Regions from separate parts of the Homo sapiens genome. Here region 1 is linked to region 2. Evidence: chromatin contacts called from ENCODE Hi-C or POLR2A ChIA-PET data. All regions are on one chromosome and are shown on one strand. Each heading gives the region's core, a stretch centred on a gene start or an enhancer-like site at or near the end of the contact. The rest is flanking DNA. Distances are from core to core; before and after follow the strand shown.

Evidence for each region. Hi-C counts contacts between places; a loop is a spot of excess contacts on that map. ChIA-PET counts read pairs that join two places held with the same protein, here RNA polymerase II (POLR2A). Pooled maps may share reads with other maps.
Region 1: a loop to region 2 is called in a map of sigmoid colon, with 3 times the contacts of the local background. The contact joins the enhancer-like site here to the promoter of ZNF337-AS1 in region 2. A Hi-C loop is called at or near these places in 1 of 168 maps with a recorded cell type or tissue (sigmoid colon) and 2 of 50 pooled maps. POLR2A ChIA-PET finds 5 or more read pairs at or near these places in 1 of 52 experiments (MCF 10A).

Annotation. Positions count from the first base shown.
Region 1 is chr20:25,037,422-25,041,981 of GRCh38, reverse strand. The region is part of intron 2 of ACSS1 (acyl-CoA synthetase short chain family member 1); the gene reads left to right. Among named protein-coding and RNA genes, the nearest start is that of ACSS1, 18 kb to the left of the region's middle. Within about 2 kb of position 2,066, at least 24 of the 41 ENCODE cell types and tissues checked have a DNase peak (open chromatin) inside an H3K27ac peak, as active enhancers do; they include sigmoid colon, where a contact is called at or near this core.
Region 2 is chr20:25,622,763-25,627,292 of GRCh38, reverse strand. It overlaps ZNF337-AS1 (ZNF337 antisense RNA 1), which reads right to left and starts at 3,248. Exons shown (of 4, transcript NR_126465.1): 1 at 3,158-3,248. NANP (N-acetylneuraminic acid phosphatase) reads left to right here and starts at 3,279. Exons shown (of 2, transcript NM_152667.3): 1 at 3,279-3,434. The coding sequence starts at 3,345. RefSeq lists enhancers at 3,190-3,359, 3,331-4,006 and a silencer at 3,530-3,589.

The DNA.
Region 1 (4,560 bases), core at 817-3,316, 580 kb after region 2:
AGGGCAGGAGGATCCCACCTGTACCTTCTTGGATCCCAGGCCACTCGAATGGAGTCTGGCGTCCTTCCTCCTCATGCAGGTGACCAAACCCTCAAAGTCACTCCAGTGTGCAAAGGCCTTTGGCCACCACAGCTGTTCAAAATCTGCTGTAACTAACAGGCTCTGGTCTTCACCCTGATGTATTTATTCCACCCACGGTGGCCCATCTCATGTGGATTCCCAGTAGGCCAGCCCGTTTTCAACAAGAACAGTCTTCTATCTTCACATTAGAAACCCATTAGATTTTTGGACTTCACAACTAAATTGTGGGACAGTTTTCCAGGCTAACATTTTGTATGGTTTCTGGCATGTTTTCCCAGTGTGAATGGGGCCACTTTTGTGGAAGGGCTCCCCTCCCAAAGGGGTATTCTGCCTGGTGCAGATTCCAGCATCCCTGGGGTAGTGCCTTTGAACAGGGATGAGCTGCAAGGCCACGTGCGGTGGCCTGGGGACAAGGGCTGCCATGGAGAGTCTGTGGGCGTGCTCTCAGCCCGTGGCCTTATGCCCGGGAGTACGGTGCCATCTGTGGAAGCCCAGCCGTGAGCTTATGCAGACCCTCCATGCCATCTTAAACCCAGGGTCAGAGGGAGTGTGGCCTGGAGGTCACACGGGGTGGACTGAAAAAGCTGCATGCTTTTGCTTCTCACCTTCCTTCCAAATTAACAGGTTTTTTTTTTTTTTTTTTGAGACGGAGTCTCGCTCTGTCACCCAGGCTGGAGTACAGTGGCGCAATCTCGGCTCACTGAAAGCTCCGCCTCCTGGGTTCACGCCATTCTCCTGCCTCAGCCTCCTGAGTAGCTGGGACTACAGGCACCTGCCACCACGCCCGGCTAATTTTTTGTATTTTTAATAGAGACGGGGTTTCACCGTGTTAGCCAGGATGGTCTCAATCTCCTGACTTCGTGATCCACCCGCCTTGGCCTCCCAAAGTGCTGGGATTACAGGCATGAGCCACTGCGCCCGGACAAATTAACAGGTTTTTATTAGCAATTACTTATCCTTAAATGAATAATTATTCAATAAAAGGAATGAAATCATAAATTATTAACAATTATTGTTTTATAAAGGGGAAAATTAGTTCAAGTGAACTTTAAGGGTGGCCTGGGGTGGGGCATCTGGGCAGCTTCTGGGGTGTGGCTGCAAAGATAGAGGAGGAGGCTGCCCCTGGGGCTGGGTGGTTTGGGTATTGGGGCTGCAGGCTCCCAGGCTGGGGCTAGTGTCAAACGGGCTCCGTGGAGCAGTTGTGTGTGCATATCTTCCTTGTGCAGTCAGTCCTATCAGGAGCCGAGAATCAGCGGTGGAAATATTTGCACCATGATCACTGGCAAATGTTATAAGTCAAGGCTTCTTTTGCAGAGAAACTGGCTGTTATCCAGCACAGCACTGGGGAGCAGGAGCCTCCTGTTCTTTGGAGGAGTTTGATGCTTCTCTAGGCTGCTGCCAAGAGGCAAGGAAAGTCGCTGGGCCCGAGGCAGGTATGCCAAGTGGCTGTGCTCTCTGGATTTCCACCTGTGTGGCTGTGTCTGTGAACTTCCCCTCCAGGGCTTACTCTCCTCCAGGTGTTAATCTGGAATGTTGTGTGGACTCCCAGGAAAGCCTGATAAATAGAAGGACCCCCAACCTGCGTCCAGGCTCTGGAGCGTTCTGTGTGAAGTTGGCTGCCCTGTGTTGTGCTGTGTCTGTGGCAGCCGAATGGGCTCTGGTAGAGCCATTCAGAGAGACGGAACAGAGGGCATGTGGGGTGTGCAAACTTGGAGTGGGACCTGAAAAATCTCCTGTGGTTTTTTTTTTAACCACAGGGGAAAGTGAATGTTTACAGAATGTTAAAACCTACACCCCTTTCCAAATTCCACAAGGGAAAGGACTCACTTCTGTGGCTTTCTCCCAGGAGGTAAACAAGTCTGTCCAGCCAGGGGCGAATGTTCTGCCAGGGCACCAGCTGTTCTCGGGGCTGGCTTCCAGGACTCCAGTCCCCCAGTGTGCTCTTGTCCTGGGCTGCCAGCCTGCAGGAGCTTCCAGAGTTCTTCAGGCATTGACACCTGGTTCCCGCAGTCATGTGAGCTGGGCTTTGTGTCTGGAAGGGAAAGAACTTCCTTTCCAGAGACAAGACTTGGGCCAAAGGCCAAGTGCTGAGGTCGAAGGGAAAACCAGGCGTTAACAGGAATGAGGACAGAGCTTCTCTGGAGTCTGGCCTGGTACTTTAGTCCTACAAGGCTTTCTTAGAAGCTGACTGCATCCTGGGCTCTGGTTAGAGGAGAAAAGAAAAACTAAGGATGTGGGATTTGACCTGCCTGTGCCTGGGGAGGCATGCCCTGGGCAGGTGGCCCTGAATGAGGAGCCAAACACTGAATGATGAAGGAAAACGCCATTCCACACCCACCCTCGGCCCTGTCCTCCATTCTGGGGACAAGAAGAAAGGCTCAATTGAACCCCCATGCGTGTGGGGACTTTGGGCACTTCTCTTGCTAACTTTCCCTTTTGAATGAGAATCAGCCTCAGGTTCATTCTTAGAATAAATTTATATTAAAAAAGTGAACTAACTCAAGAAAAATGTTACATGAATAATTATAGCATTGGCAGATGGCAAATCTTTTGAAGTTTGGGAGCCTTTGCAATAGGAGTGGTTCTGATACTGAGGAGCTGGCTGACAGCAAGGCCCCTGGAGCTGGGCCTGGGTTTGAATCCTGCCCTGACTCCTTCAGCTGAATAGCCTTGAGAAAGTGGCCCAACTTCTCTATGCCTCAATTTCCTCATCAGGAAAGTGAAGAAGGGAAGGGGAGCTCAGAACCTATGGGCTGTTGTGAGGGTTAAGTGGGTTCTCCATGGGAACCTGCTCTGTGGGAGCAGCCCTGGGTACAGGATACTTGCTTGATAGCTGTTCTGTCCTTGTTCCATGGGATGGGGCTGTGAACTGAGGGTGGGGTGAGGACAAGTGGGAGGAGGGGCAGGGGAGGGAATACCCCCTGGATGCAGAGGAGGTAGGAGGCCATGGGCCTGGAGAGGAGGTTTCCTGTGCTGGCAGTGGCAGGCAATCATGGCTGGAGAAGCTTGGGTAGCCAGCAGGGGGGCAGTGACAGGACGACATGGCAGATGGTGGTAGGCTGTGCAGAGCATGTGGGGTGGAACTGCCTTCCCTCTGGCCTTTTGGAAGCACAGGCCTCGGGCTGAGTGCCTGGAACCCCCAGACTGGCAGCAACCCCAACTGTAGGAGGCTCTGCATCCTTCTCAGATCTACTCCCGCCCTCAGCACCTGCCTTGGGGGCATGGAGCAGGCAGGCTGTGCAGGTGAGGGCTTCCTGCAAGGCATTCACACAGCTGAGGTGCATGTGCCCTGAGCCGGCGACACGGAGACTGCAGCTTCCATAAGGCAAACCAGCATTTTGCACCTGCCCTCCTGAGAAGGAGGTGCCTGAGGTGCCCACCTTTCTTAAAGGTCCATCAGTGTTCAATAATTCTCTTTTTCCCATGTCTTGTATTTTCTGCAGTCATTATGGCCACTGTTTACAGGTCACCTTCAAAGGTGCCTGCAACTTCATATTTGGTCTCCACGACCACCTTGGTAGTGGGTCCTATTATTAGGCCATTTCACAGATGAGACAGTTCAGGCCCCAGTGGTGTGGGGGGCTGTGTTGGGAACCCTGCTCTCTGATCAGTCATTGTTTGGCCTCCCGTGAGACTCCTGAGTGATAAACTTGCAGGTTCAGCGCTTTCCACAGAGTCTAGCAAAACCTCAGGGAAGAGACTTTCACTTTCCATAAGGAATTTAGAACACACATAGCTTTAGTGATCTTGTTACTGGCTGAGCTGGCATCACTACTAGCAACTCAGCTCATGTCTCCTGGGGGCCCTCGCTGTGCCTGGGCCCGCCTTGGCCCAGGGGACCATTCATGTTCAAGTGCGGCTGCCACTTTATGTTTTCACGGCAGCTTCTCTTTGCTAAATGTCATGGTCATGACATCAAATAATGACGTGAGAAATTTCATACTTGGTTTATGAGCCCTGCTAGCTGACTTCCTGGTCTTCTGTTCTCTCAGCAGAGTGAGCAAATCTTACCACCATTGAATGACAGTCAGTGGCTACAGTAATGTCAGGGCCAGAGGAGGCTGCCAGGAGGGAAGGAGTCTGTTCCCCAGGCCTGGGTCCATGAGATGCGAGCTGGCCATCCATGCTTTGCGTGGCCTTCCACGCTCCTCCTGCGTGAGAAGGGGTCAGCCTCGCCAGGCTTCCCTTCCCTAAGGCTGATCCTTTCTTCTCTTACTACGAATATGTTCCTGACACAGCATGCTGAAGAAAATATCAAATTCTAGAGACAGCATAGGAATGTCCTTTCAAGTTTTGGATCTAGACCATGGAGTTGGCCTTCCCCAGCCCCCATCAGCACCGGTGCTTGGAGAGAAGTGACTGAGCCTGAGGAAATGCTTTGTGTCTGTCAGAGGCCTTCACATATCAAGACAATTACCTGGGTTTACTTCCCTTATTGGCAGAAGAAAATGAAACGTTTCTGTAGGCTGGTTTCTCAGA
Region 2 (4,530 bases), core at 1,999-4,498:
AGAGTGAAACTCCATCTCAAAAAAACAGTTAATAATAAAATAATAAAGCTGTCAGGTTTTACTGCATCTAGCCATTATTCAAGTAGCAAAGTTGCAAGGAGCCGAAGACCCATGGGACATGACCAACTCAGCATTCCACCGGAGGCTATATGATCAAACAGCAAACTGTTTATCATGAATGCAGGATGTGGGCAAATTCACATTGCCCTGCCACCAAAAGGTTTGCTGAAGGACATCACTCCCTGGTGCCAGGCTCCTTAAAGTTATCTATTGAGAAATCTAGCGCCTATTGTCCAAAGGATGCAGTCTCGCAAGCCTGCTGTGAACCAAATGGCCGACTATTACCCAACAATCGCCCCCCTTCTCGCTATCTCTTTTGCCTAATAAATACGGAGGGCTGTGTAAAGCTCAGGCCCCTTGTCCACTAGAGGCAAGGTGCCCCCGACCCCTTCTTCCAAATATATTTTTATCTCGTCTTTCATTCCTGTGTTCCCCCTCTTTGTTCAGTCCCCCTAGGTCCATGCTAGTTACATAGTGGCACCTGGACAGGGACTGATAGCTGTAGTATATCCTCTGTCCTTTTCCCTATCTATAGGAGGAGGCGGCTTAGGTAAGACCTCTGTTTCCTCTTTGTTATTTTGGCCCAGTGATATTGGGGCTGAGGGAAGAGGAGGTGATAAGGCAGGTGATGTTTTCTTCTCCTTCCTCTTTTTAGGATCTTCTGTGTGTAACTGAGCCAGGGCTGCTCAAATTAAAGCCCATAACATTAAAGATTTTACTGGGACCTGATGCCTTTGCGCCTGATGTTGTTTAAGGTTTCTCCCCACTTGTTCCCAGAGTTCTATGTCTAGAATTCCTTCCTCTGGGAACCATGGGCTTTGTACTCCATTATTGACCACACTAGTTTTTAATTCCTTCAACAACTTAAATTCCTGTGGAGTGTGTTCATGAATTACCTACTATGGATTATTTGGATCAGGCCTTATGGAAACAGGAAAAGCGCAAGGTCCTAAGGGCTCTCCAGCTATGACAGCAGAGCGTAAAATTCTTTGTGTTGGGGTTTCTATTTCTACTACCGAAGGAGGCAGCACCGATGTTTCTGCAATTGGAGGAGGCGGTATAGGCCAATTTTAATCCTCCCTCTCCTGTTTTTTATTTTCAATTGGTGCTATGTGTGGGACAACAGATTCAGATTTTTATGAACAGCAACAGAATAGGGTGCTCTACACAAAGTTGGACAGGTCATGGAATGCCATTAGACGACTTGTCACAAAAGGAAATCTATCAAACAACGCATCCCCTTAAAAGGATTATACAGACTGCTATGCCTCATCTAACCTTAGATTTTTGCCTAAATCAGCAAACAACAAACTCTGCATGCAAGTCAGAAAAAAAAAAAAAAAGCTGCTCCAATCCTATAAGCTTCCTGTGCCTATAGTTTTATGCTAAATTGATTCTGACATTTCAGGCAATTAAAAGTAACTCCAATTAATTCACCATAATTTTGGCTGATTGCTAATCTAAATGTCCACAATTGATAGGCTAGCCCTATACGTCAATGAGGTAAGCACAGAAAGGAGTCATGGTTTTGAGGAATGCCTATGGGTTTATTCTCCACCATAGCAATGAGATGTCAACTGTGATTGTGCTCCATAAAATATAGAAACTGTAGGTAGTCTAACGCTGCAGAAGAAACTCCTATTAATATAAAGATAAACCAATTAATCTAACCTACTGAACATCAGTGGTCTGTTAAGGAGTTCCACCAGCGAGGTGAGAGACTGGCAATTTTTTTCTCTAAAGAGCTAAATAATGAATATTTTAGGATTTCCAGCCACGTGGTCTCGCTTACAATTACTCAACTCTGTCTGCTTCTGTATGGCAACAGCAGCCACAGACGATACAGAAATGAATGTGTGCGCTGTGTTCTAATGCAACTATGGGCACTAAAATTTCTTGATTTTCATGTGTAACAAAACACTGTTATTTTGATTTTTTAAATCCATTTACAAATGTAAAAATCACCCTTAGCCAGGCGCGGTGGCTCACGCCTGTAATCCCAGCTCTTTGGGAGGCCAAGACGGGTGGATCACGAAGTCAGGAGTTCGAGAACCAGCCTGGCCAACATGGTGAAACTCCGTCTCTACTAAAAATACAAAAATTAGCCGGGGGGTGGTGGCATGCGCCTGTAATCCCAGCTACTCAGGAGGCTGAAGCCGGAGAATTGCTTGAACCCGGGAGGCGGAGGTTGCAGTGAGCCAAGATCGTGCCACTACACGCCAGACTGGGTGACAGAGCAAGACTCCATCTCGAAAATAAAAATAAAAATAAATTAAAAAATAAAAAAAACCACTTAGCTCACTGGCTAAACAAAATCAGGTAATTGGCCTGTACCTGACAGTCAATTTCTGGTCACTAATGATGACCACATATCCAAATTACAGTAAAGGTACCCAAGAGAGACAAAGATTAGAGATTAGTGTTACGATCCCCGTTCTGCCAGCACTAGGAGACAAGAGTTGCTACAGCCCTTCCGCGGGTTTAAAAGGCGGTCGACGTCCCTCAACCTCTTGCTATGCCTGAAAACAACCGAGTAAAAGGCATCCAAAGACCTGAGAACGCAAGGTTTCAGGAAAACAATCAGGAAGGGCAAAACATGGGGCAGCCACTACACAGCCCCTCCGTCTTAGGGCACAGGTACTAAACGGGTTGTAAGAGACCCAAGTCACATCCTTCAGAAACGTGCTGGCGCGGGCCCAGGCAGACAGGGATTCCACCCCGGCGAAGGCCGCAAATGGCGCGAGGCGGGAAGGCGCAGGCTCCACCTTCCCCCGTCCCCAGATCACCTACAGTGACCTGCGCGTACAGGCAGGCTAGGACCGCGGGCGCTCAAGGCAGACATCAGGCCCGCCGACGTCTCCGCGCCGCCCGCCCGGCCACCCGGAGAGCCTGCTGCCCAGCGCCTGGCAGCGCGGACAACCTCTCTCGGGGAGGTGATGACGGTCCCTCGCGCCGGAGGGCCCAGGGAGGAAAGAGATAAGCAGAAAGACACCAGGGAAGAACACCACGCTTCGGACCAACGCCAGCCACAGCCACTGAGAAGTCGCCGCATCCGGCGGCGCCGACACACGTTTCCAGGGCTCTTGAGAGACCATACCCTGGGAGTCTCGCGGGATCTCACTTTTCTCGGCGGCGCAGGGAATGAGACAGATCGCGGGAATTCCACCCGCGCCGGGAGATGGTCTGGTGACTTCGCGGCTCCTCCCACGTCTCTCTGGGCAGTCCGCCTTGCGCATGCGCAGGCGGCGGTGGCAAGGCTACGGTTCGCGCCAGCGGCCGGCGCTATGGGGCTGAGCCGCGTGCGGGCGGTTTTCTTTGACTTGGACAACACTCTCATCGACACGGCCGGGGCGAGCAGGAGAGGCATGTTGGAGGTAACGTCCCCACCCATGGCGCTCCTCTGGGCGGGGTCAGTGCGCCCCGCCCCGTCCTGCACGCTCACCTCCCCTTGACCCCACTTCCACCCCGGCGCCGCGGGCCGCTCTTGCTGGTTGAAACCTGTGGAGCGTGCGGGTGCGGAGGTGGCTGGAGGCGCGCGGGCCCTGCGGGTCTGCTTTCCCTGGCCTGGCGGCCGCTTGTCACCCAATCTCGAGCCCTGGAGCGGCTGCTCGCAGGTGCCTTGGCGCTCGGGACGCGGAAGGGCTCCGTGACGGCTGCCACGGTGGCGGAGGTGCCCGTGGGCGCGGGAGGCGACAGCAAAGCCGCGAGACCAGGCGCTGGTCCCGCCCCCGGTCAGACTGTCGGTGTGGAGCTCGACAGAGGGTCGTGTCCCCCATGCGACTTTCGGGGTTGCTGGGAGGAGACATGGTAGAGTTAGCCCCAGTGTTGACCCAAGAAGGGACACGGCTGTCAGTACCGAGCCTGGACTTAAGCCCTGCTTTAGAGAATTGTCGCCGCAGAACTTCTTCTGGCCTCCCTGGCGGGGTGGTGGTCACCGTGGCTTTCTGACACGTGACACAGCAAAAGCCCGTGCTGCGAGGGCATGCCCTTCCTGAGGCGCTCCTCCGCGGCACTGCCCCTCTACACGCGCGGAGGCGCTTTCAGACCTTCCCGTGTTCCAGCCCCAGTCCACCCCGGCTTCCCTTTCTCTACCTTCAGCTTCAAGGGGAAAGGGAAGGATTTATCAGATGTGGAAAACTCACTTTCAAAAGCTAATTCATCCAAACCTGAGCGCCCCGTCCTCTTCATGCTTCATCAGTTAGTTTTTGTGTCCCTGGATCTTCCACTACCTCATCCGTTTTCTTTTTAGCTGCATTCCACTCCTGCCGCATATTCATGTTTGCCCTATAGTTTTAAAAAAGCTGTAAAAAGGATGCCTCCCTTTGGGCTATTCTTCCTGCTGTAGATGTTGCCTGTCTCTCTTGACAGCCATGTTTTCCCGGAGAAATCTATACCCGTTATCTCCTTGTCTCTACCTCCTATTTATTACTAAATCCATCGTAATGTCGCTTTATCTTCACCGCTAGACTG